Linked DNA regions of Mus musculus: regions 2 and 3 are each linked to region 1. The links are chromatin loops, found by intact Hi-C in ENCODE. Cell type or tissue: heart. All regions are shown on one strand. Region 1 overlaps Qrich2 (glutamine rich 2). Region 2 overlaps Rnf157 (ring finger protein 157). Region 3 overlaps Rnf157 (ring finger protein 157).

Evidence for each region. Hi-C counts contacts between places; a loop is a spot of excess contacts. Peaks named below come from ENCODE experiments on the same cell type or tissue, not always from the same donor. Only the 100,000 strongest peaks of a DNase experiment are listed, where the experiment ranks them.
Region 2: a loop joins it to region 1, with 4 times the contacts of the local background. A loop is called at or near these places in 20 of 42 quality-filtered maps.
Region 3: a loop joins it to region 1, with 8 times the contacts of the local background. A loop is called at or near these places in 8 of 42 quality-filtered maps.

What each region holds. Positions count from the first base shown.
Region 1 is chr11:116,441,959-116,449,958 of GRCm38, reverse strand. Qrich2 (glutamine rich 2) reads left to right here. Exons shown (of 14, transcript NM_001033267.2): 3 at 1,546-1,800; 4 at 2,573-2,695; 5 at 2,802-2,876; 6 at 3,032-3,196; 7 at 3,363-3,484; 8 at 3,944-4,009; 9 at 4,258-4,359; 10 at 4,806-5,006; 11 at 5,342-5,477; 12 at 6,127-6,214; 13 at 6,846-7,046. Among named protein-coding and RNA genes, the nearest start is that of Qrich2, 8.4 kb to the left of the region's middle. In heart, a CTCF peak has its summit at 3,743 (motif pointing right); DNase peaks (open chromatin) are centred at 3,267 and 3,768; H3K27ac peaks cover 2,298 bases; H3K27me3 peaks cover 2,614 bases.
Region 2 is chr11:116,384,864-116,392,863 of GRCm38, reverse strand. The region is part of intron 2 of Rnf157 (ring finger protein 157); the gene reads left to right. Among named protein-coding and RNA genes, the nearest start is that of Rnf157, 24 kb to the left of the region's middle. In heart, a CTCF peak has its summit at 3,458 (motif pointing left); a DNase peak (open chromatin) is centred at 3,453; H3K4me3 peaks cover 2,456 bases; H3K27ac peaks cover 2,847 bases.
Region 3 is chr11:116,364,202-116,372,201 of GRCm38, reverse strand. The region is part of intron 2 of Rnf157 (ring finger protein 157); the gene reads left to right. Among named protein-coding and RNA genes, the nearest start is that of Foxj1, 33 kb to the right of the region's middle. In heart, no CTCF peak of the experiment used is centred here; a DNase peak (open chromatin) is centred at 3,901; H3K27ac peaks cover 2,081 bases.

The DNA.
Region 1 (8,000 bases):
ATTGGGCATGGCTTGTATTCCAGCCAGGGCATGTTTGCATTCTGTCTGGATCATATCTTTGGATATGATCCCCTATCAGAGCAGCCATGTTGCTGGATTAAAAATCTCTCTACAGGCAGGAGGAGGTCCAGAGAGTCAAAGGTCACCTATCGGCTCGATTATCAGCCCAAAGTACACACCTGAGCTCGGCAGCTTTGGGGGACCGTCCAGGACCACAATGAACTTTTAAAGAAACCCTATGCCCCACCCCACCCACCCCCATCTCTTTTGCTTTGTTTGTTTGTTTGTTTGTTTGTTCCTTCTGCAGTGCTGGGATGGAACCCAGGCTCCCACACAAACACTCCATGCCCAGCTCCGGGTACCTTTGCATCCTTTCCAGCAGGTTCCACCTTCTACACCACCTGCTCATTCTGGCTCCTGGCTCCCTGGCCTTCTGCCTTTCTCCCAGCATGTTTATACCTTCTTAGGCTGCTCTTTCTGAAATGTCCTCTGGCTCCTGGTTTTTCCTGGAGACCTGCTTTTTATCCTTTAAGGTTCTACTGAGATACCTAGCTTTTCTCGGGATTGTTTTAACTCAGAGATCGGTATGCCTTTTTCAACCCTGGCAGCCATCTGCTGCATGGGCCTTAGCTCAGGACCCATCCTTAGCAAGCTGCTGACCCTGTGAGCTCAGAACACAAGGGAAATGTGTTGAGTGTAGGGCTGCAACTGGAGAGCAAACTTCCAGTTTAGGGCAGTCGGAGGGAGGCCATTCCTTTGACTGACTCCTTGGGCCTAACTTCATTCATGTGTGCCTTTCTCCCTCACCCCTCCTGGCTGCACACCTCTCTTCTATTTCGGTCCTCCAGCAACTTGTGTGTCTCTCACACTGTCTCAAACGCCTTCCCAAAGCTCTAGAGAGACTGTCTGGTAGCACTGACCACTAGGAAGCAGATGGTGTGACATGATCATGACCCTTTTGGAAACTGGGAGGCATCCTTAGGCTGGTGGTTCTTGAATCCAACTGACCACCCAGGACCAACAGTCATTGGTGGTAACCAAGTAAGACCATAGGGAGAAGAGGGAAACAGGAGGGCCAGGCTGAGTGGCTTGCCCTGGAAGCCACTTGCCCCTCCAGACCCAGAGATATCCCTGTACCTTCATCTGCACCTCTCACATTCCTTTGTTGTTAGACCTTACATCCTGGGTGAGACAGATGTGCAAGTCCACTGCTCACACCTTGTGCTGCAAGGACTTTGCGTCATCAGGGCCCCGGGAGAACACAGGACTTAGCTACAGAAGCTGTGTGCATTAACCCAATGGAGTTCCCCTCCCACAGCGGGTTTTGTCATTAATGCTGCCTGCTGGCGGCAAAGGTACTTGAAAAACCATGTGCTGGGTAGAGATCAACTGTGTACTGTGTGCAGCGCCTTCTGTGACGCTCTGAGGAGGTGGCGACTGCCTGTCTCACAGCAGGGGACAGGCAGAATATGCCACACCATTGGTGAGACATAATACCCTTACCCCACCTCCCTGCCCCGCCTTTCTTGTCTGTCCCGCATGCAGCTGGACAAGCTCAGAACCATCATTGAGAGCATGCTGGGCAGCTCCTCCACGCTGCTCTCCATGAGCATAACCCCACACAAGTCCACCGCCTGCCTAGTGCCCGGCCAGATCGACCCCGAGGCCACCTGTCCGGCCTGCAGTCTGGATGTGAGCCACCAAGTCAGTCTGCTGGTCCAGCGCTACGAGCAGCTACAGGACATGGTCAGTGGCCTCGCTGCCTCCAGACCCTCCAAGAAGGCCAAGCTGCAGGGCCAGGTGAGTGTTTCTCTCTGCCCAGCTCCGTCACAGGGTGGCTGGATGTGGAGTTAGGAGTGTATGGGAAGGGTGGACTTAGTGTGGGTGGGACACACAGTGCCTATCACAGGATGCAGGCACAGTTGCAGGACACACTGCCCCTCGGTGGCCAGTGTTTCCAACACTTTGCAGATGTCCCCTGGAGGGAAGGCTTGCTGCCGGGCTGAGGGTCACCACCAGATCTTGCTCTTGGATGCAAGAATTGAGATTTGGTTCACACTGTTGCCCACACCTCACCTCTCGGGGATCATGGGACAGCCATAGGACATGTGAGCTTCAGTCACCTCTTGGATGCCCCCAAAGGCCACTGATGCCAGTCTACCAGCATGTAGGGGGATTGGTGACAACATCCAGAGGAGGACACAACTGTCTTGGATGCCTCTGAAGAAAGCCAGAATGGATTTGAAGGGAGCGCATGTGCTGGGTGATGATGGTTTTGATTTTAACGTGTACGCGTTTCTTTGCGTGTATGCATGTGTGCATCCGTGCACGTGCACATTGCATGGCATACTTGCAGAAGCCAGAGGACAGCTTGCAGGAGTCAGTTCTTTCTTTCCATGATGTAGGGTCTGACGGCCTTGTGTGGTAGCCCAGATTTGTTCTAGAACTTATCTTCCTGAGCATGGGGGGGAGGGGGGGGTGTCACATTCTAAGTTCTAAAGGCAGCCTACCCATGGGACTGCTTCATGGGTTGCCCCAGCAGCCTCCAAAAACTCCCCTGTCGCTGCTGCAGGATGAGGAGCTGCTGGGCCACGTGCAGAGCGCCATCCTACAAGTCCAGGGTGACTGTGAGAAGCTCAACATTACCACGAGCAACCTCATTGAGGACCATCGGCAGAAGCAGAAAGACATTGAAGTGAGCAGTGGCAGAGGCTCGCCCGCCCCACCCACCCATGCCGCTCACTCGGCTCACTCTCTCGGCATTGCTGACTCTTCCCTTTCTCTGTCCCGCGGGCCTCCAGGTGCTGTATCAGGGGATAGAAAGGCTGGATAAGGAAAAGGCCAACAGAGAGCACCTGGAGATGGAGATTGATGAGGTGAGCCTCTGGCTCCTCCCCAGCCATTGTGAGGGGAATGGGGGTGGAGGAGTTGGGGTGGGGAGGGCGAGGGATGTGTGGGGAGCCGGGAGACACGGAGACACAGGACAGACTGCCCGAGGAACATCCCCACCCCATGCTGGTCTCTCACACAGAAAGCCGACAAGAGCGCTCTGGCATCCAAAGTGAGCCGGATCCAGTTTGATGCCACTACAGAGCAGCTGAACCACATGATGCAGGAACTGGTGGCCAAGATGAGCGGACAGGAGCAAGACTGGCAGAAACTTCTGGATAAGCTCCTGGCAGAGATGGACAGCAAGGTGGGGGTGGGAAAAGACACAGGACAGGTTGGGCTGCTCGCTCGCCATTCCTGGCCCTGCCATCGGGGCACCACCGCTCTCTGCAAGCATAGATCGATCCCTCCCACCTCCACCCCACAACCCCATCTCCCTGCCGCCTCGAGCTCACCTGGTGTCCACCCTCCAGCTGGACCGCCTGGAGCTGGATCCGTTGAAGCAGATGCTGGAGGACCGCTGGAAATCACTGCGGCAGCAGCTCAAAGAGCGCCCTCCACTCTACCAGGCCGACGAGGCGGCTGCCATGCGGAGGTGAGGCCCGGAAGGCAATGGGGAATGCTGGGCGGGCCCCAGGTGAGCAGTGCATGACTGATTCTGCCCAGAACTGTCAATCAGGTGGAGGGACTGCATTTTAGAGTTGAGTAACTTGGCCAGATCCTTCCAATAGTGGTGGGGAAAGGCAGAAAGGAGGTGCAAGGCTCTTGGGGTTAGATTGCAGTACACTGGATTTCTGGGGGCAGAGACACACCTCCAAGGTGTCCCTTTGGAAACTGGCTTAGGGAAATCCCACTCATGTCCACCAGGGGGCACCAGAGGCACATACAAGCTACTAGGCTGGCTAGCTGGTTCAGAATGCGTGCCTGCAAGGGATGGTTAGCACCAGTTGAATTCCCAGGAAGTAGGGCAGGATTTGCCACCCGTCCTGCTGGGGCGGGGGGAGGGGGGGGACAAGCTCTCTGGATCTCACTGGCTGTGTCCCATTCCTGACAGGCAGCTCTTGGCTCATTTCCACTGCTTGTCCTGTGACCGTCCCTTGGAGACAACTGTGACTGGACAGTGAGTGGGCACACCTCAACCACAGCATCTGGTGGCAGGGAGAAGGCTTCGAAGCAGGGATGCATCTCCCCATACCCACTCGTCTCGCCTCTTGTCCTGGGTTCATCTCTGTCCCTGGTCCCCTCAGCCTTCCTATGGGGCCCATACTGAGTAGTGAGGGCCGTCCCGTAGAGCATGGAGGTGGGTGGCCTAGACGTGGGATTTCTCTCTCTCTCACGCCCCTCCCCCTTCTCTCTGTCCCTGCCCAGAGTCATCTCTGTGACCCCCATAATTTCGAGCATGCCAGGGCACCGTTCCGTCCGGCCTTACACTGTGTTTGAACTAGAGCAGATCCGACAGCAAAGCAGAAAGTATGGGACAGTGGGATCCTGGGCAGGGGAGGGGGAGGGAGGGCAGGGGTGGGAGGGGGCAGAGATGACTTGAGAATACACACTGGGAGTAGCCTAGAGGGACTCTGACCGGAAGCACCATGGAGGACCTGAACTTCCTTTTTTGTTTTGTATTTGTTTTTGTTGTTTATTTTGTGGGTTTTTGACATTTTAAGCGTTTATTTTGTTGGGGAAGGGGGCTTTTGTGTTAGGGAAAAAACTTTCCCCAGCAAGTCTGGTGGTCCCTTACCAGACTTTTAGAGGTGTTGAGCTGCCCAGTGACCCTCAGCCCTCAGTCAGTTCCCGAGGGCCAGTGCAGTTCACACCTGCTCCTGCACAGCAGGGGCCTGGAGCCAAAGCAAGGGTAAAGCCCACAAGGTCCTGCCTGGTCCTGGGCTGACCTCTTTCCTCACGCCTGGGTCTCACAGCCTGAAGCTGGGCAGCAGCTTCCCTCGGGTTGACATGTCACAGATGGAGAGAAGCGTGGGGCGTCTGCACAGCATGCACTCCCGGATGCTGATGGACATGGAGAAGGTGCAGGTCCACTTCGGAGGCTCTGTGAAGGCCAGCAGCCAGATGATCCGAGAGCTGCTGCACACCCAGTGCCTCAGCCACCCATGCTACAAACGGTAGGACAGACAGAGTCCAGGGACACACAGGCCCCCATGAAGGCCAAGCTTGGCTTCTGCTCCCCCCCGCCCCCCGTCCATTGTGGGGTGGGGGTTGGGGGCTGGGGTTGGGGATGGGAACAAGGGTGAGGGTGTACTGTGAGTGTGCACACACACACACACACACTGGTGCGCACACACACACACACACACACACACACACACACACACGGTGTGACACGTTGTGTGTAGCTTCAGGCTTACTTACCAGCCTGTCCCAGGTAACACTCCTGGGTGGCTCAAAGTGATGACTCCCCCCACCCCCCACCCCCACCCCGTGTCTGTCTACATCCCAGGGGAGCAGACACAGCAGATTACAGCTACTCGACTGTATCCCGTCGCTGTGGGGGCAGCCACACCCTCACCTACCCCTACCGGCGAAACCGCCCGCAGCACCTGTCTCCACTGGAGGAGATCCAGATCGCCATGAAGGTCTGTCAGGAGCCATGGGAAGGATAGTCCCGCCATGCCCCTTCTGGAAAACCACCTAAAGTCCCATCAACTGGTCCTCTTTCTTCCCTCCCTCCCTTGCTGTCCCAGGGGTTGCTAGGTTACTGCCAAGTTACCTCTCCAAAGTTGCTGAGGCAGGCCTTGAACTCACGATCCTCGAGCCTCGGACTCCCAAAGTAGCTAGGATATACAGGTCTGGCTTGCCACTGGGTAGAACGCCATCCTTCCACCTGATTCCCAGGCACTACCCTACCACCTTCCACCACGGGGCCGCAGAGTTCCACAGTACCTCCTTCCATCTTGCCCTCAGACCAGACTCCATGCAGGGGCCTTTCATTTTTGAGAGTGAGTCTTGCTATTTACAGTCCTGGCTGGACTGGTACTAGCTATATATCTCCCAGACTGGCCTTGAAGTCAGTGGGAAGCCTGCTGCCAGTCTCCAGAGAGCCAGGATTACAGGCATGTGCCCTCAGGCCTCATTTCAGGGGGTGAGGCATAGGGCTGGGGGGAGGGGGGCAGGGGAAGGCAGGGCGGTTCTGAGCACTGCTGGCTGACAGTGTCTGCACTCCAGGCCTTCCTGGGGGATACTCAGGCTGTTACAATGCTAATGGACACGCATACCCCTCTCTAGCATGATGAGGTTGACATCCTGGGCCTCGACGGACACATCTACAAGGGACGGATGGATACACGGTTGCCAGGCATCCTAGGGAAAGATGGTGAGTGGTCCAGGCAGCCTTGAGTTCCTTCTAGGTTCTCGCTTGGGTGACAAAGGACAGTTGTCTATTTCCTGGTATGGGCATGTCTTGGATCACTGGGCCCTAAAGACTTTTTCTCCTCCTGAAGCCAAGTGGCTGCTTTCTAGTGGAGAGCAGCACCCAGACCTTGGCCTGTCCCCTGGCAGTGGCCTTGTCCTTTCTTGCTGGCCTTCACACCTCCACAGCTGAGTTTTCCCACCTCCTCCGCCTCAGCGCCCTGTAACAATACAGCCAAGCCCTGACAGACTTTCCAAAACTCAGCAAAGGATGCTTATGTGATCCCAGTACCAAACCAGGCTCCCAAAGGCCAACTTCCAGTTCATACCAGAAGTTCCCATCATGCCTTGTGCCTTCCTTATGTTCTCTTTCCTGAAACGCGAGTCCAGGACGGAACTCACTCAGACCCTACGCAAGGTCCTCAGTAAATCTGAGCGGGCGGGAGGGCAGACTGATGGGCAGGTAGACATGTAGTCTCTAAGGGGGCACAGCCACAGACTCAGCATGTGGAGGACCCCCACCTCAGCCGGCTCCTGTTCCCCAAAGGTCCTCCCCACAGTTCTCACTGGTGCTCCCCCTCCTTATGCCCTTTCAGCCCCAGGAGTGACAAAACACAACAAGGCTAAGCTCCAGCAGCTCCAACAACTGCAGCAGCTGCAGCAGCTCCAACAACTGCAGCAGCTGCAGCAGGCCCAGCATGCCCGGCCCCACGCACACAGGCAGCCAAGCCTGGGCAACATGATCTCGCCACCCTCTCGGCCTCAGAGTGCACAGATGATAGCGGACAGCAAAGCAGGTAGGTTTCTTCTCTCGGCAGCCTGGACACTGTCCCCAAGCCTTCCTGTCCTTGCTGACAGCCCTCCAGCTTTCCTCCTGCCCAGGCTAGAGACAGCAAGGGCCAGGAAGCTCATGGATGTGATGGGAGGGAGGATGGAGAAAACCCAGTTCCCGAATGTTTGGTGTGTGCCAGGTCTGTGAGGTGAACACTGTTACTGTCCTACTCCACACAAGAAGACACGGGGACAGAGATGCACCCAGCTCTGGCCGCAGGCCCAAGGTCTTCCCTGCTCAGACACAAACGTTTTAAGAGCCAGGCTACAAGCCCTGAATATGTGCAACGCCCCCCACTGACATGCGCGCAAATACACACCCGTCCCTTGCCTATAGGTATCCCTCTCTGCCTCTAGCTCTGGGAAGCCCCTAGAGTCCCAGGTCTTCCTTGAGAAGCTAGATCAGATAAAAGGCCAAGGGGCTAGGGCCCTCTGGGTTCCACCACACAAGGCCTATGGTCCTTGCTAGACTAGAATGTGAGGCTAGGACCCACGCTGCCAGGTGACTAAACCGATCTCTCTCCTCATCATGGGTATGTCTACGTGCAGGAACAGCTCTCTCCCCAGAGGCAGGCAGCTTGATAACAACCCCACACGGTATTTTGCAAATGCTTGCAGGAGACCCAAGGATCACAATGCATTTGTACACTGTCCCCTCCCCCACCCCCCCAAGCTTTGTATGTTAGACCTCCGAGCTCTGTAACGTATTTCCATTCCAACCCTGCGTCTGGAAGATCCCATGGCACAAGGTAATGTGTGTGGTACCCGTGGTGCCGTACCATCAAGGTACATCGAGGCTGCCTAGGTAGTTTTTGTCTATGCAACAGCCTACACTACACCTACACTGATGTGTATAGATCAACATTAGCCCCAGGAACAACTAAGGGAACAGGGGCACTGAGAGGCTGAACAGTAAGTGG
Region 2 (8,000 bases), 57 kb after region 1:
GCGATGCGCACGCTCAACAATACCCTGTCCTTGAGGGTTGTACGGAAGTCCAGTCAGGTGGGTTACGTCCATCTGACGGCAGAACTGCTGAAATTTTTGAGACGTGTAAGCTGGTCCATTATCAGTCTTAAGGAGTCTGGGTTTCCCCCAAGCACTCCATGCCTCAAGACAATGTTGAATCACATGTGAGGCTTTTTCTCCGGTTAACGGAGAAGCAAACATGATGCCAGAACATGTGTCAATAGACACATGGAGATATTGAAGTTTTCCAAAGGAAGAAACATGTGTAACATCCATTTGCCAGACCTGTAGAGGTCGAATACCGCGTGGGTTAATTCCCACATGAGGAACTGGCAAGAACTCACAGCAGCTTTGACATTGAGTAACAATGTCACGGGCTTCTTTTCTTGTCAAGGAGAAACGACTGCGTAATGTTTCAGCCGTCACATGAAAATTATTATGAAAATTTCTTGCAGCCTCTACCGGGGATGATAGGGCAGCAGCCACCACTTTAGTGGCCTTATCTGCCAAATCATTTCCCAGAGCCATGGGGCCAGGTAGGCCTGAATGGGCTCTAACATGAGTAATATAAACAGGAGATCTTCTAGATAACAAAACTAATTGTATCTGCTGAAAAATATTGGCAACTCTACTGGAAGGCTTAATCACTCCAGCCACTTCTAAAAGATTTACTGCATTTACCACATAACAGGAATCTGACACAATATTAAGGGGTTCTAAAAAGGTTTTTAAAACTTCTAAGACCACTAAACATTCTACCACTTGAGGTGAATTTTCATTATATTGTTTGGATACCACTTTACCATTAGCCACATAGGCACCTATGCCAGTTTTTGATCCATCAGTATATACCACAATCCCATTTTTAAGTGGGTTTCTTACTGTTATTTGTGGAAACACAACAGATTGATTTTGGGCAAACTGTAAGATTGGATGTTTTGGATAATGGTTATCTATTTTTCCTGAAAAGGAGGTAACTAAAACTGCCCAATCATTAGATGCGGCTGCCAAGGTTTGAACCTGTGCAGCGGTATAAGGTACAATTAAAAGATATGGACTTTGCCCAAAGTGGGTGATTGCTGCTTTTAGGCCTTTAAGGGCAAGCTGTGCAATTGCATCAGGATACCAATCTATTATTTTAGCTGGGGATACGTTTGGATGGATCCACAACAATGGCCCATTCTGCCACAAAACTGCAGTTGGCAATTGTGCTGTCTTAAAGACACACAAACTGAAAGGCTGCGAATCCTCAATACGTTGTAATTGTGCATTCTGTAAGGCCTTTTCTACCTTTTGTAAGGCCTGGTTAGCAGCTAGAGTAAGAGTCCTAGGGGAGGAGATATGAGGATCTCCTTCTAAAATACTAAACAAAGGCCTTAACTCAGCGGAAGGAATCTTTAAAAAAGGTCTGAGCCAATTAATATCTCCCAACAGCTTTTGAAAATCATTTAAGGTATGGAGGTGATCTCTTCTTATCTCTACCTTTTGGGGCACAATCTTATCTGGGGACACCACAGAGCCCAAGAATTGTCCTGTATCAGAAATTTGGACCTTTTCTGTGGCTATCTGTAGACCCCACTGACTTAAAGTTTTAAGTAGAAAAGGATATGCCTTTTGTAGCATGGTAAGGTCTTTATGGCACAGGAGGATGTCATCCATGTAAAGGAGCAAAATTAAAGAGGGGAATTGTTTCCTCACTGGCAAAAGAGCTTCTTGTACATAAAGTTGGCACATTGTAGGACTATTGGACATTCCCTGTGGTAAGACCTTCCATTGATACCTCTTATCAGGTTCAGCAGAATAAGCTCTCTGACCCGTTAACAAGTCAAAAGTCCAATCTCTCTGCTCTGGAGTTAAAGCAGCAGCGTTTGCTCGGTCCTGCGCCTGTGCAGCCTCTCGCCACAGAGATCTCCATTCCAAATATTTGCCCATATTAGGGAGAGCGGCTTTTGCAATCATTTGCCAATCAGCAGGCGTTAGTGCCATGCCAGCGAGCCTGTCTAACTGCGCCAAGGTAAAATTAGCATTGGTTCCGTATTTACGAACCGACTCGGCAATTTCCTTAATCTGTACGTATTCTACCGGAGCGTGGACACGCCCACCCTCGGCTCCTTCAAAGACTGGAAATGCCTGTTCTATTTTCCTTTGTTCCTCTCGGGGAATGAATGAGTCTGCGCACTGCCTCTCTGCGCATTGCTGACGCACTACGGGCTGACGCACTACGCAGGGCGGGGACTCCGCATAGGGCGGGAGTGCACCTGGTAGCCGATTGCCCTGAGGCCAATTAGCAAACTGGCCTTCGCCAGCCGCTTTTGGCTTTTTCCTTAAATGACTAGTTAGCACTTTACTTGGCGGCTGGTATCCTTTTCTTTCATAATGAGCCGCTTTTTTCTCCCAGTCTGTTTCTTCAGAGCACAGGCTCCTTCTCCTAGAGACCTCCGCTAATTGATCTTTTTTCTTCTCCCTTTTTCCTCTTTTTCTTCTAATCTCTCTCCAGGTATTCCTACCTGACCTTAACTTTTCCTCGGGTTCAAGACCCTTGGAAAGGCCTGTATACTTACCGTTTCTCCTTGCTCCTACTCTCTCTCCCCGCTTTACTTCTGATAGACTGTCCTGAATTTCCTCTAGAATTTTCAGCCCTATCTTAAGCACTATATAACATGTGAAAAGGAACAGAAGGGCTTCTAACACTAGAAAAAATTTAAGGCCAAACATAACTTGTAAAGCCATTTTCCACTTTACTTCTGATAGACTGTCTTGAATTTCCTTAGAAAGTTCAAGATCAGACTTACCTCGTTCCCCAGCTGAAAAGTTCTGAATTCATACAGTTGAATCCTTCTTAACAGTCTGCTTTACGGGAACCTTTATCACCGTCGTTCCCCAGCTGATGAGTTCTGAATTCGGCAGTTGAATCCTTCTCAACAGTCTGTGTTACGGGAACCTTTATAAACGTGATTCGCAGTTCTGGTTCTGGAATGAAGTATCCCTCCTGCGCCAGTCCGGAGTTTTTTCTCGTCCCGGATTTTCTCGTCCCGGAATTCGGCACCAATTGTTATTAGACGCGTTCTCACGACCGGCCAGGAAGAACACCACAGACCAGAATCTTCTGCGGCAAAGCTTTATTCTTACATCTTCAGGAAAAGAGAGCAAGAAGCAAGAGAGAGAAAAGCAAGAGAAAGAGAAAAGCAAGCAAGAGAGCGAAAAAGCAAGAGAGAGAGAAAACGAAACCCCTTTCCTCTTTAAAGAGAACAACAATTGCCTAGGGCGCATCACTCCCTGATTGGCTGCAGCCCATGGCCGAGCTGACGTTCACGGGAAAAACAGAGTACAAGTAGTCGTAAATACCCTTGGCTCATGCGCAGATTATTTGTTTACCAACTTAGAACACAGGATGTCAGCGCCATCTTGTGACGGCGAATGTGGGGGCGGCTTCCCACACCCTCCTTAGGCTAGGGACGGCTTTAGAGATTTGGGGCTGCTGAGTGACTCAGAGAAATTGTGTTCAGGAAGGTTGCCAATGCTGGCTCTCATCCTGTCCCAGGTGACCCCTCTCCTACCATAGTACTTTGTATACTAATTTTCTAAGTAAAGGTGCAGAGGCATGTCTCTCAGCACAGTGCTGAGATGAGTTCTGTGAATTCATGGGGAGTGTGGGCCAAATAGCAAGTTCTAGGCCAGTCTGTGCGTGCGTGTATTTAGATGGCCTCTTCTGCCTGTAACGATGACTTGAAGACAAGCAAAAGCGTCTTGTATATAGGTGTACTTATGATGGCACACTTTCCCCCAGGTGAGTCACCTCGGTTACATCTCCGTGCAGGACCCTGCGTGACTGAGCTCCTCCTGAATTCCTAGGTAGCAGCCTTGACCTTAACTCTGAGGCTCCCCACCCCCACCCCGGAGGAGTATTCACATTGGTGTTCTTGTTGGTATGTTGGTTTCTGTAGTACCCATCGTGTGTGTTTAATGCTGAACAGAGATTTATTTAATGTATGAGTACACTGTAGCTGTCCTCATACACACCAGAAGAGGGCATCAGATCCCACTACAGATGGTTGTGAGCCACCATGAGGTTGCTGGGAATTGAACTCAGGACCTTTGGAAGAGCCAGTGCTCTTAACCTCTGAGCCATCTCTCCAGCCCCTAGAGATTTTTTTTCTAAATCATATTAAGTCAGCTATGGGGTTCATGCCTATAATGTGGTACTTCAGAAGCTGAGGTGGGAGGGGGTCAAGTCTGAGGCCAGTTTGGGTTATGTGGAGACACTTTCAAAAGCCAAAATAGGCCGGGCGGTGGTGGCGCACGTCTTTAATCACAGCACTTGGGAGGCAGAGGCAGGCGGATTTCTGAGTTTGAGACCAGCCTGATCTACAGAGTGAGTTCCAGGACAGCCAGGGCTACACAGAGAAACAAACCCTGTCTCGAAAAACCAAAAAAAAAAAAAAAAAAAAAAAAAAAAAAAAAAAAGCCAAAATAGTCCAGCAGTGATGTCTCATTTCTATATAACTCTAGCACTCTGGCCCAGTGATGGTGGCACTTTTAATCCTGGCACTCAGGAGGCAGAGGCAGGAGGATGTCTGTGACTTAAATTCTAGTCTGGTTTACCGAGTTCCAGGACAGCCAAGGCTACACAAAGAAACCCTCTCTTGAAAAGCAAATGAGCAAACAACCCTAGCACTTGGGATATTGAGGCAGGAGAATCATTGTGAGGCCAGTCCGGTCTATAACACGAGACACTGTCTCTAAAATAGAAAGCAGTGTACAGGATGAATGTAGCGTGCATCTCCCTCTCTCTACTCACATGTATTGAGCCCTTCCTAGCTCAGTTGTCTTAGGCAGTGTATGTGTGTTATCTCATCTTGTCTTCAGCCTAATGAGAACGGCGCTCATTCAGCAGGCGCACAGAGCCACAGAGTTGAATATTACCAAGCCTGCCAGGGAGCCAGTCAGCTTCTGACCTCACCGTGCTTCAGAGCCTCAGCACTCTGCTGTTGGGTCATGGTCAGGCACACCCAGTCTGTCCCACATTCTGCCCAGGAACCCTTGTGTGGATCACCAGGAGCACTTTGTAGGTTTGGTTGAGATCTAAAAGGGCTCAAGGATTGCTGTGCCCTCCTGGAGCATTCCCTCAGAGAGTAAGCATGTGGTGTGTAATTCCATCTGCTGAGCTGACCTCTGGCTTTGCCAGGGTGCTCTTTAGGTTTGATTGGGGGACATCCTGAAACTGAGAGTAGACACGGGGCTTTAGTTCTGTAGAACTGACTCGACTCTCAAGTGACAGCGCTGGGTGTCTGCTCGTGAGCATCAAGTTACAGAGCAGAGAAGACAGCCTTTTAAAGCCATCCAGCAGCAGGGGGCAAGAGCCACTCCTCTTTCCAGAGGGGGGAGGGGGAGGATGACAGAATGAGAACCGCATTGAAATTAATTGTCACATTGAGATATAAATGCCACAGACTTCCTGGCTCCCCGGGTCTGTAGGATTTAACAGGTATTTCCTGCCATCTTTTCCCAGTGGGCTGCAGAGAAGCCTTCCAGGCTAGGGATCGGCCCCCGCCCCCCCCCCCCCCCCCCGCCCTGCACACTGCCTCAAGGCAGACTGTTAGTCAGCTCTCAGGGTTGGATTTGCATGAATGAGTGTGTGGATGTCCAGAAAGGTGGCGGAAGAGAGTGGGAATCAGGGTTTAAAGTCTTATTTTTTATCTTGCCGTTAACCTCTGTGAGACCATGGAAGGTCTCAGATTGCACACTTATAAAGCAGGGATGGTGCTGACTTGAGAGGAGTGCAGTGCTTGGAAGATGCCTTCAGATTGCTGGATGAGAAGCAGCCTGGGACAGTGACAGCTATATTTGCCAGCCTCTCCTCCAGTTATCTCTTCAGCTGCTGCTCATTGTGGGCAGATGGACCATCCGTTGTGTCTTTACGTTATCGTTTATTGGCTTGTCTTTAGAGTGCTACATGTCAAACATACAGCCTCATGCATGGGAAGCAAGTCACCTACCGTTGAGCTCTGCACCCTTAGCATGTACGTTGGGTTCAAGGTATTGGTTGGTTTTTTTTTTTTGTTTGTTTGTTTGGTTGGTTGGTTTTGGCAGTGTTTTCCTACGTAGTGCAGACTGGCCCCAAATTCAAGATGCTTTTGCATTATCTGCATAGAGCTGGGGTTATAAATGCGCACCCCACTCCCAGCTTCTTCAGTGCTGTAGTAGGCGATGCCCTGGGCTTCCAAAGGCCTCTGGGAACCACAGCAAAGAAATACACAGTAGAGTCCATCCCGGTCCTGGAAAGTGCAGGCAGAGCAGCTGCTGGCCTCTCTGCCCCCTTGGTTAGAGTTAGTTTGCAGAAGAAAACCAGTGAAGCTCTAAGTTACTTAGTCAGTGGGAGCTGTCTCTGCCACACTGTCCTCTCGCTGTCCTCTCTGCTTGCGGCCAGGAGTCCATGTAACATTCCTCGAGTTCCTGGGGAAACTGCTGCATTTTAGCCAGTCCTGACAGTTCCCCTCATGCTGTGTTCTCTGAAGTGGTTTGTTTCATGCCTTGCCCCTCGTACACTCTGCAGCAAGGCCAATAAGAACCGAGGAGCACGTGTGTGCTTGGCTTCCCAGTCTTCTAGAGATGTGCCCAAAAGCTGTGCCAAATGCAGTGTCTGCAATTGTATGCTCTTATTAGCATGTGTGCAGGGGGATGCCCTGCCAAGCATCCTACCACTGAGCAGGCACATTATTTTGACAGACGTCTCAGGTGGCCCAGGCTGGCTTCAACCTTGCTGTGTAGCAGAGGCTTTGAACTCCTTCTGATCTTCACCTCTATCTTTCTTCCTTCCTTCCATTCTTTCTTTGTTCCTTCCTTTCTTTCTTTTTTAAGTGATTTTAAAAAAATTAGTGCTTTGTTTATTTTTATTTTATGTGCTTTAGTGTTTTGCCTGCATGTGTGTCTTCATTACAGTGCCAGATCCCCTGGAGCTGGAGTTGCAGACTGTTAGGAGCTGTAGTGTGGGTGCTGGGAATTGAACCCAGGTCCTTTGGAAGAGTAGCCATTGCTCTTAACTGATGACCCATCCATGTCTCCAGCCCTGCCTCTACTTTTCAAGTGCTGATTTTTAGAAGTGCCGTGACACTCAGCTAGAGACAAGGTGTACTGGCTGGTTTTGTGTCAGCTTGACACAGCTGGAGTTATCACAGAGACAGGAGCTTCAGTTAGGGAATGCCTCCATGAGCTCAGGCATTTTCTCAATTAGTGATCAAGGGGGAGGGCCCCTTGTGGGTGATGCCATCTCTGTGCTGGTAGTCTTGGTTCTATAAGAGAGCAGGCTGAGCAAGCCAGGGGAAGCAAGCCAGTAAGTAGCATCCCTCCATGGCCTCTGCATCAGCTCCTGCTTCCTGACCTGCTTGAGTTCCAGTCCCAACTTCCTTTGGTGATCAACAGCAATGTGGAAGTGTAAGCTGAATAAACCCTTTCCTCTCCAACTTGCTTCTTGGTCATGATGTCTATGTAGGAATAGAAACCCTGACTTAGACACAAGGTTTTTTCCTTTCTTTCTGTCTTAAGAAAAACAATTTTGGTGCCAGGCGTGGTGGCACACACCTTTAATCCCAGCACTTGGGAGGCAGAGGCAGGCAAATTTCTGAGTTTGAGGCCAGCCTGGTCTACAAAGTGAGTTCCAGGACAGCCAGGACTACACAGAGAAACCCTGTCTCAAAAAAGAAAAAAAAAAAAATCCCTGTCTCAAAAAAACATAAAAGAAAAAGAATAAAATGTTTTGCCAGCATGCCACACACACGTACGAAGGTGGAGGATGGTTTTCAGGAATTCCTCCTCTCCTCCCGCTGTGAGTTCCAGGATCAAATTCTGGTCCTCAACTTGTGCATGTGGTCTTGCTATGGTGCCTAGGCGCCTCACATCCCTCCCTCCCTCCCTCCCTCCCTCCCTCCCTCCCTCTCTCTCTCTTTCTTTCTTTCTTTCTTTCTTTCTTAGATTTATTTATT
Region 3 (8,000 bases), 78 kb after region 1:
CTTCTGCAGGGCAGTCTTTTACAGCCATGGGAGGCCAAGGTGGTGCTTCAGTCTGCTGAGAAGGGAGGCGTCTTCCCATAGGGCCTGAATCCAGTGAGTGAGTTTATCACCTGAGCAGAGTCAGAGCAGTGCTGAGTCAGAAGGCAAACCCAAGAAGAAAGAAGTTGCTTGCACTGGATATCATTAAGCACAACGCACAGGAGTCTGTGTTTGCCCGCTCTGAGATCGGCTGCTTTCACATGCTGGTTACCTATTATGCTTACAGAGAATTGCCTAATTGGATAATTGCTTAATTACATATTTTGGAAAAAGTCAACATTAGGGATGATGTCATATGGCCATGACATTGGTCCTGTCCTTAGTGCGAGGAGACCTTGCAATGTAATTAGTACACTAATAGGGATTGCTTTCTTGGTGAATTGCTTTGGTAGCCAAATCTAAACACAGCATTTTTGTGCTCAAAGTCATTCTGCGACACTTGGTTGGGGGTCACCTTCATAGTTTTGGGCGAAGAAGTTTTTGCATCTTGTTGCTTTGGTGACCACATCTTCTTAAATTGCTGATCAGCCCCTTAGTATGGCGGGAAATGAGGGGAAAGGGGTTTCCTGCAGCTGACACAGAGCAGTTATTCCACTCTGCAGCAGGCACGTAGTCTATTTCAAGGATATGGCTGCTCAGAGCAGTCCGTATTCTCACCCAAGTTTTCAAGTGGAGACTAAGCTGGTCTCCCCTGAGAAGCTCCTGGGGGAGGGCGGCATTCCAAAGCTTCGCTAGCCTAAGGCAGTCCCTGCAAAGCTTCCCTGTGTTTGCAGCTGAGAGATTAGAAATAGTGAGAGAGCAGAAGAGAATCAGGCGTCAAATAAAAGTGGAACATGAGTTCTAAAAATTATTTAATTTATTGAAAATAGTACACTGTAAAGGGCAGAACACAGTAGCAAACATACTGCTGTTTTTTTTTTTCCTCCTCTCAAGTAGCCCAGGTTGGCCCTAAGATTACTGTGTAGCCTTGAACTCCTGATCCTCCTGCCTCCATCTCTCAAGCGCTGGGATTACAGGGAATACCACCGAGCTGGGCTGTAGCATACAGGTTTTTTGTTTGTTTGTTTTGTTTTGTTTTGTTTTTTGAGACAGGGTTTCTCTGTGTAGCCCTGGTTGTCCTAGAACTCACTTTGTAGACCAGGCTGACCTCAAACTCAGAAATCCACGCACCTCTGCCTCCCTGGTGCTGGGATTAAAGGCGTGCGCCCCCATGCCCGACTCGTGTGCTGTAAGCGTGGATTTCAGGTGATGCTCTGATCACCACTACAGAATTCCTTAAACGTTTCTGTATGTTCACATTTTTTGATTATGTGAGGCTAGGGGGTAATATGAAATTTGAGTAAGGATATTAGTGGGGAAAATGAAATTTAAAGATTTGTACAGCTTCCTGGCTTTCATAACTTCTGTTTATATAAGATGTTAACGGAGTAGTTGATGGTTCTAGAAACATGAACAAAAGAAAGTTTTAAAAAATGATGAGCTGGGCAACAGTGGCATCACCTTTAATCATAGGGCCCATGAGGCAGGAGGATGGCTGTGAGTTCAAAGTCAGCGTGGCCTGCAGAGCACTTTCTAGGACAGCCAGGCTACACAGAGAAACACTGTTGAAAGGAAGGGGGGCAGGGAAGGAGGGAGGAAGGAAGGAAGGGGATGTGATGACACAATTCTCTAATCCCAGTACTCCCGAGTCAGCCACAGGCAAAGCTTTGTGAGTTTGAGGCTGATGCCAAGGCTACATAGTGAGTTCCAGGACAGCCAAGGCTACATAGTGAGATCTACCACCTCCCCGCCCGCGCCCCCCCCCAAAAAAAACAACCCAAGAAAACTACACACAAACAATAAAGGTGAAGTTGAGGCAGGGGAGACTGCCTCAAACAAATGAAAAGGAAAGGAAAGAAAGGAAAAGAGCTAAGTGTAGACTGAGTGATTGTGTCTTTGCAAAAATACTTCTAACCCCACTAACTCCGTGTAAAAAACCCACAGCCCAGTGATTATATGTATAAGCCATACGCCTAGATTGGGCAGCTCTACCACCACTCTACTCTCTACCCCAGCTAGGAGACCCCTTGCTACCTTCAGCTTCTCCAAGCCACGTGGTTCTGCTCCATCTTCCTCCCACCTCCTCTTCCTCCATCCTTCTCTCTCTGTCCCTCATTCTCTCTGACCTCCAGTCCCACCTTTCCCTTCCACTATCCAGACACAGGCTCTAGTCTTTATTGACCAGTTCGATTGGGGGAGGGGGGAGAAGATTCACATGAAATCACGTGAGTATGTGATCCACTCCTGTCAGGGCGGCCCCTCTTGAGGAAGCAGAATTATCAGAGTACAAACAGGCCCAGGGCAACCCACAACAGCTCTCACTGCTGTATCCTGACACTGCTGCTGCGCTTTATCTCTAGAGTAGTTCAAAGTGATCATTCTCTGCCTGCCTGCCTGCCTGCCCTGCCTCCTTCCTGCCTGCCTGCCTTCCTTCCTTCCTTCCTTCCTTCCTCTTTTTTTAGACAGTAGCGATTGAACTGAAATTCTCTATGCTTCAATTGGAATACAAACTTGTTCAGCCATGCATGTTTCATTATTTTTTATTTTATTCTTTACTTTTATTATTTTATGAGTGCTTTGTGCGCGGCAGATGCCAGAAGAGCATGCCAGATTCCCTGGGACTGGAGTTACAGTTGATTCTCAAACACCATGTGGGTGCTGGAAATTGAACCCAGGTCCTCTTCAAGAGGAACACGTGTCCTTCACCGCTGAACACTGCCCCTCTACGGCCCCTCCTTTTCATGATGTTGGCCTGTTCCCATGGTGGTCACAAAATATGAATGGTTTCTACTAAGTGGAGAAAGGCCAGAGCATTCCGGTCAATGAAGTGAGTCAGAGGGAAGCGAACAAAGCCAAACCTGCACTTAAGTTTCTGTGAGGGTCTGCAGGCTCAGCCCCAGCTCACGCTGTTCACGCTGCGCGCACGCGTGCGTGCGTGCGTGTGTGTGTGTGTGTGTGTGTGTGCAGGAAGTCAGGAGCTGCTGTTTCCTTCTGGGGCTGGAGAAGAAACCCAGCCTCTGGCAGCACTTGCTGCTCTTGCACAGGACCTGAGTTTGATTCCTAGCACTCAGTTAGGTGGCTCACAGTATCTGCAACTCCAGCTCTCGGGGTCACAGACCCTTCTGGCTCCCAAGGACACCTCCACATACACACAAATAAAACTTAAAAGAAAGCTATTTATTGAAGTGAACTGTTTTTTTTTTTTTAAAGATTTATTTATTATATGTAAGTACACTGTAGCTGTCTTCAGACACACCAGAAGAGGGAGTCAGTTCTTGTTACAGATGGTTGTGAGCCACCATGTGGTTGCTGGGATTTGAACTCTGGACCTTTGGAAGAGCAGTCGGGTGCTCTTACCCACTGAGCCACCTCGCCAGCCCGAATTGTTTATTTTTATGAATGAATTATCATCTTTCTTTATGGAAAACTGGGACTTTACGGGACAACCAGCACTTTACGAATGGAGTCAAACACTGGTATGGTTTGGTTTTGCTTTTTGATCCCAGCTTGGCCTCAGACTTCTTGTATAGCTGAGGCTGACCTTGAACTCTTATCCTCGTGCCTCCACCGATGAAATCCTGAGATTAGAAGCATGTGCCACTGTACCCAGCCTGTTTTGTTCTTACCTAACGTGTGCTGTGAACGTATTTTCTATGACAGAAATGAAATTTCTTTCCTTCAGCTTTAAGTAAAGTTAACAAGTGGTTTAAAATAAGCATTTACAGTCATGTACATTTGTATGTAAGCACAGGCATTGCTCACCGGTTCAGACGGGTGCCTAAACCAGCAGTTCCCTCACTGGGCACCAGGTGGCACTTTCCTGATGTACAAGGAAGTAACGCCAGGCTTGAAGCCTGAGTCTTGCTCTGCTGACACAGGTGCCTTGATTGGCAGGCCGCTGGTGGATCTCAGTCATTTCTCAGATTCAGTTTGCTTGGCTCCTTGCTCGTTTCACTGCCAGGTTCAGTGCTCAGACGTAGTGCGGGTGCTGAGCAAATGGGTAAATGTCTTCGCTCTCCCACCAGTAACATCTCTTTGTGCGTTTTGGGCAAGCGGCAATGTCCTCCAGTATTGACAAGCCCAGCATCCGAGTTGCTGGCTTCTGCACTTTCCGTTGGATCTCATAGACAAAGACATTTGCCATGCTGTGTTCTAAGAAAGCCGTTCTCAGCAGAGACCTCCGGTATTCCTGTTAAAGTGTGGAAGCACGGGCCGTGTGCTTTGGTATCTGCTGCTGTCTAAGCAGAAGGGTGAGCTCTATGGTGTCCCAGCCAGCTTCCAGAACCTGCGTGGAGCTTGATTCTATTTGAAAGGACTTCACCTTTCACACTTCCTTGTCCATTCCAACCATGCTTCTACTTTCTGTTCCTTGGCCTTGGGACCTTCTGAGTATCACCTACTTTCTCCTTTTTTATGCTATCAGGAACTGAATCTAAACCTTGTACATGCTAAGCAAGTGTCCTCTCTGAGTTGTTCCCTTAGCCCCTTGAGCTTCATCTGCCAGAGGAGGTTGTTAACATTGACATTCTGCATTTGCTCAGTCAGCCATCGGATTTTGAGTTTCTCTTCTGGGCTGGTCTCTCCTCCAGGAGCTCACAGGCTGCTGGGAGAGGAGACTTGCCTCATCTTAGAATAGGAAGTACGAGTGCATGGCCTAGGGCTGGATGGCGGCTAAGGCTGGACAACATATGTGTCATAATTTATGCCACTGAGCTGCGTGCCGGGATGTAGTTCACATGTAAATGTCATGTATGTATTTTACCGTAATTTAAAAATTAAAGTAAAGCAGGGATGGGGGCACAGCCCGGGTGGTGAGGTGCTGAGGGCCTGAGTTTGGTCCCAGGAATCCACAGAAAAAGCTGGGTGCAGAGGCACATACTTGGAATCCCAGTGGTGGGAGGTGAGAACAGGCAGATGCCCAGAACTCACTGTCCAGCCTCACTAGTCAAGTCGAGACCCTGTCTCAAGCAAGTGTGGGTGGCTCCTGGGTTAAGAACTGAAGGTGTGCTGGGCAGTGGTGGCATGTGCCTTTAATCCCAGCACTTGGGAGGCAGAGGCAGGCAGATTTCTGAGTTCGAGGCCAGCCTGGTCTACAGAGTGAGTTCCAGGACAGCCAGGGCTATACAGAGAAACCCTGTCTCAAAAAAAAAACCAAAAACCAAAAGACAAACAAAAAAGTGTCCCTTGGCCTCTACTGCATGCATATACATATATGCAAACACATACACACACAACTGGGAGGAGAATGCATACAAAGGATGCATGGCACATAGTAGGGCCTCAGAAGTGCTTATGTGTATTCCCTTTTTGTTATGGGTTTGTTCACATTTGATCCCTGAGTTCAAATCTCAGCAACCATATGGTGGCTTACAACCATCTGTAATGAGATTGACACCCTCTTCTGGGTTGTCTGAAGACAGATACAGTATACTTATGTATAAATAAATCTTTGGGCTGGAGTGAGCAGGGACCAAGCGAGCAGGGTTGGCTGGAGCGAGCAGAGGTCCTAAATTCAATTCTCAACAACTACATGAAGGCCCACAACTATCTATACAGCTACAGTATACTCATATACATAAATAAATAAAAATTTTTAAAAAAGGTTAGATTGAGGGTACCTGAGCCTCATTTCCTTATCCTGTATTTAGGCACCCTTCCCTAAATCCATTGAGATTTTACTACCTAAAGCCAGGTGGTGGGGGCACACGCCTTTACTCCCAGCACAGGGGTAGGCAGATCTGTTAAGTTTGAGGTCAGCCTGGTTTACAGAGGAACTTCACAGACAGCCAAAGCTACACAGAGAAACATTATCTCAAAAAACACAAACTCTTTTTTTTTTTTTTTAAACATTACAAACTAGGTGGTGGTAGCTCAATCCTGGGAGGCAGAGGGCGGGGGATCTGTGTGAGTTTAAGACCAGCCTGGGCTACATAGAGAGACCCCTGTCTCAAAAAATCAAAATAAATAAATAAATAAATAAGGGTCCTTAAGGGTTTCTTAAGGGTCAAGGCTCTGGGTGTCTCCAGAGGAGAATGGCACCACCCACACAAACCAAGTGGTCGCTGTGCTGCTCGAGAGAACGAGAGAACGCTAATCCCAAAGTCATTTACTTTGGCTTTAGAGCAGATTTAGAGTATGTGTCAGATTTTTCTGCCTAATTACTTTTTGCTTAAGCTTATTTTAAATTGGTTTTAAATTCCTTTAGTACTGCAGCCTAGGAAGTAGGGGGCGAAGAAATGGGCGTCAGATGAGAGCTGGCCTGGAATTCCCATTTCCCCCAGTTAAAGCCCCCTGGCCGGCTGCTCGCCGAGCATTAACGTCTTAAGAGTACACTTACTCTTTGATCCAGTAATTCCACTCCTAGGAATTTTTCTCAAAGAAACAAGCAAGCGTGCAGAACGCAGGGACAAGGGCGTGCGTCTACAACACACATCAGCAAAAAGGAAAGCCAACTGCTTAATAAAGCATGCAGTCATCTCTACATGGTGTCAACATAGTGGACTTTGGAGCTGTTTGCCATGTCTTTAAAATGAGAGAGAGAGAGAGAGAGAGCGTGTAGTCCTTCACACAGTGAGAGCCCAGCGAGGGAGGGCGGACTGTTTCCATTCATTTTGATAGTGTGTGATAAAATGGTCACCGAGCTTGCGCCTCTTTTTTTTTTAAAGTTTTCTGCTTAAGCATATCATGCTTTGTCATTAAAAAGCATGTATATATGTATACACATAAACACACACACACACACACACACACACACACACAAACACGCATGCACACATACCTGCCGCTTTTGTGGCTGCCTGTGATGGCTCATGTTATTACCCCAGCACTCAGGAGGATGAAAGTCAGGAGGAGCAGGAGTTGAAGGCTTGTCTTGAGCTATGTAAGACTCTGTCTCAAAGAACAACAGAAAGTAGAAGCCAGAGAGATTACTCAACAGGGAAAGGTGCCTGCTCCAAGCCTGATGGGTGCAGATTCCCGGGACCTACATGGTGGGAGGAAAGAATTGACCCTTTCAGGTTGTCTTCTGACCTCCACATGCGTGCTATGGCACATGTGCCTAACATAAAATAAGTCAAATGTAATAAAAAACATTGAAAACAAAAATTAAGACAAGAGCTGGGAGTGGTGGCGCACGCCTTTAATCCCAGCACTTGGGAGGCAGAGGCAGACGGATTTGAGCTCAAGGCCAGCGTGGTCTACAGAGTGAGTACTAGGACAGCCAGGGCTATACAGAGAAACCCTGTCTCAAGAAACCAAAAATAAAATAAGTAAGAGGTTGCAGGCCAGGCATTGTGGTTCATGCTGTACTCTAAGCTAGGCAGGAGGCTGAGGCGAGAGAATGGGGTGTACAAGGCCAGTCCGGGCTACAAAGGCAATAGAATAAGTAAGTCACTGTTTCAAACAAAACACCTATAATTGTAGTAAAATGTTTGTATGTAATGCCTACAAAGTGTTTTATCCCGGGGCAGGGGGTAAGTACTCACCACAGGTTCCTAAGTGTCTGCAGTATATTAGGATCACATTCACCCCACTCTCCTTCCCACTGAACCCCCTTCTCCTTTTGCCTCCAGTCCTCCTCCCTCCTCTCCTCGGGTCACTGAGTTGAAGTTGTCGCAGCTTGGTGGCTGGTACTTACTGCAGCATGGGCAGCTAAAGAAAAGCATTCCTCCCCCTTTCTCTTTCTGACTGGGTCTTTCTTTGTAAGTCCTTTGTAGCCCTGGCTGTCCTGGGTTCAGGATGTAGAACAGGCTGGCCTCGAACTCACCGAGATCCTCTTGCCTCTGCCTGTCGTGTTGGGACTAACGGTGTGCACCACCATGCCTTGTCCCCTTTTTCTTGTTGAACTGAAGTCTTACAGAGCAACCTAGCCTGGAACTTAGCATTTGCCTTAAGATAAGCTTCCGCTCCTCGTTCTTCTGCCT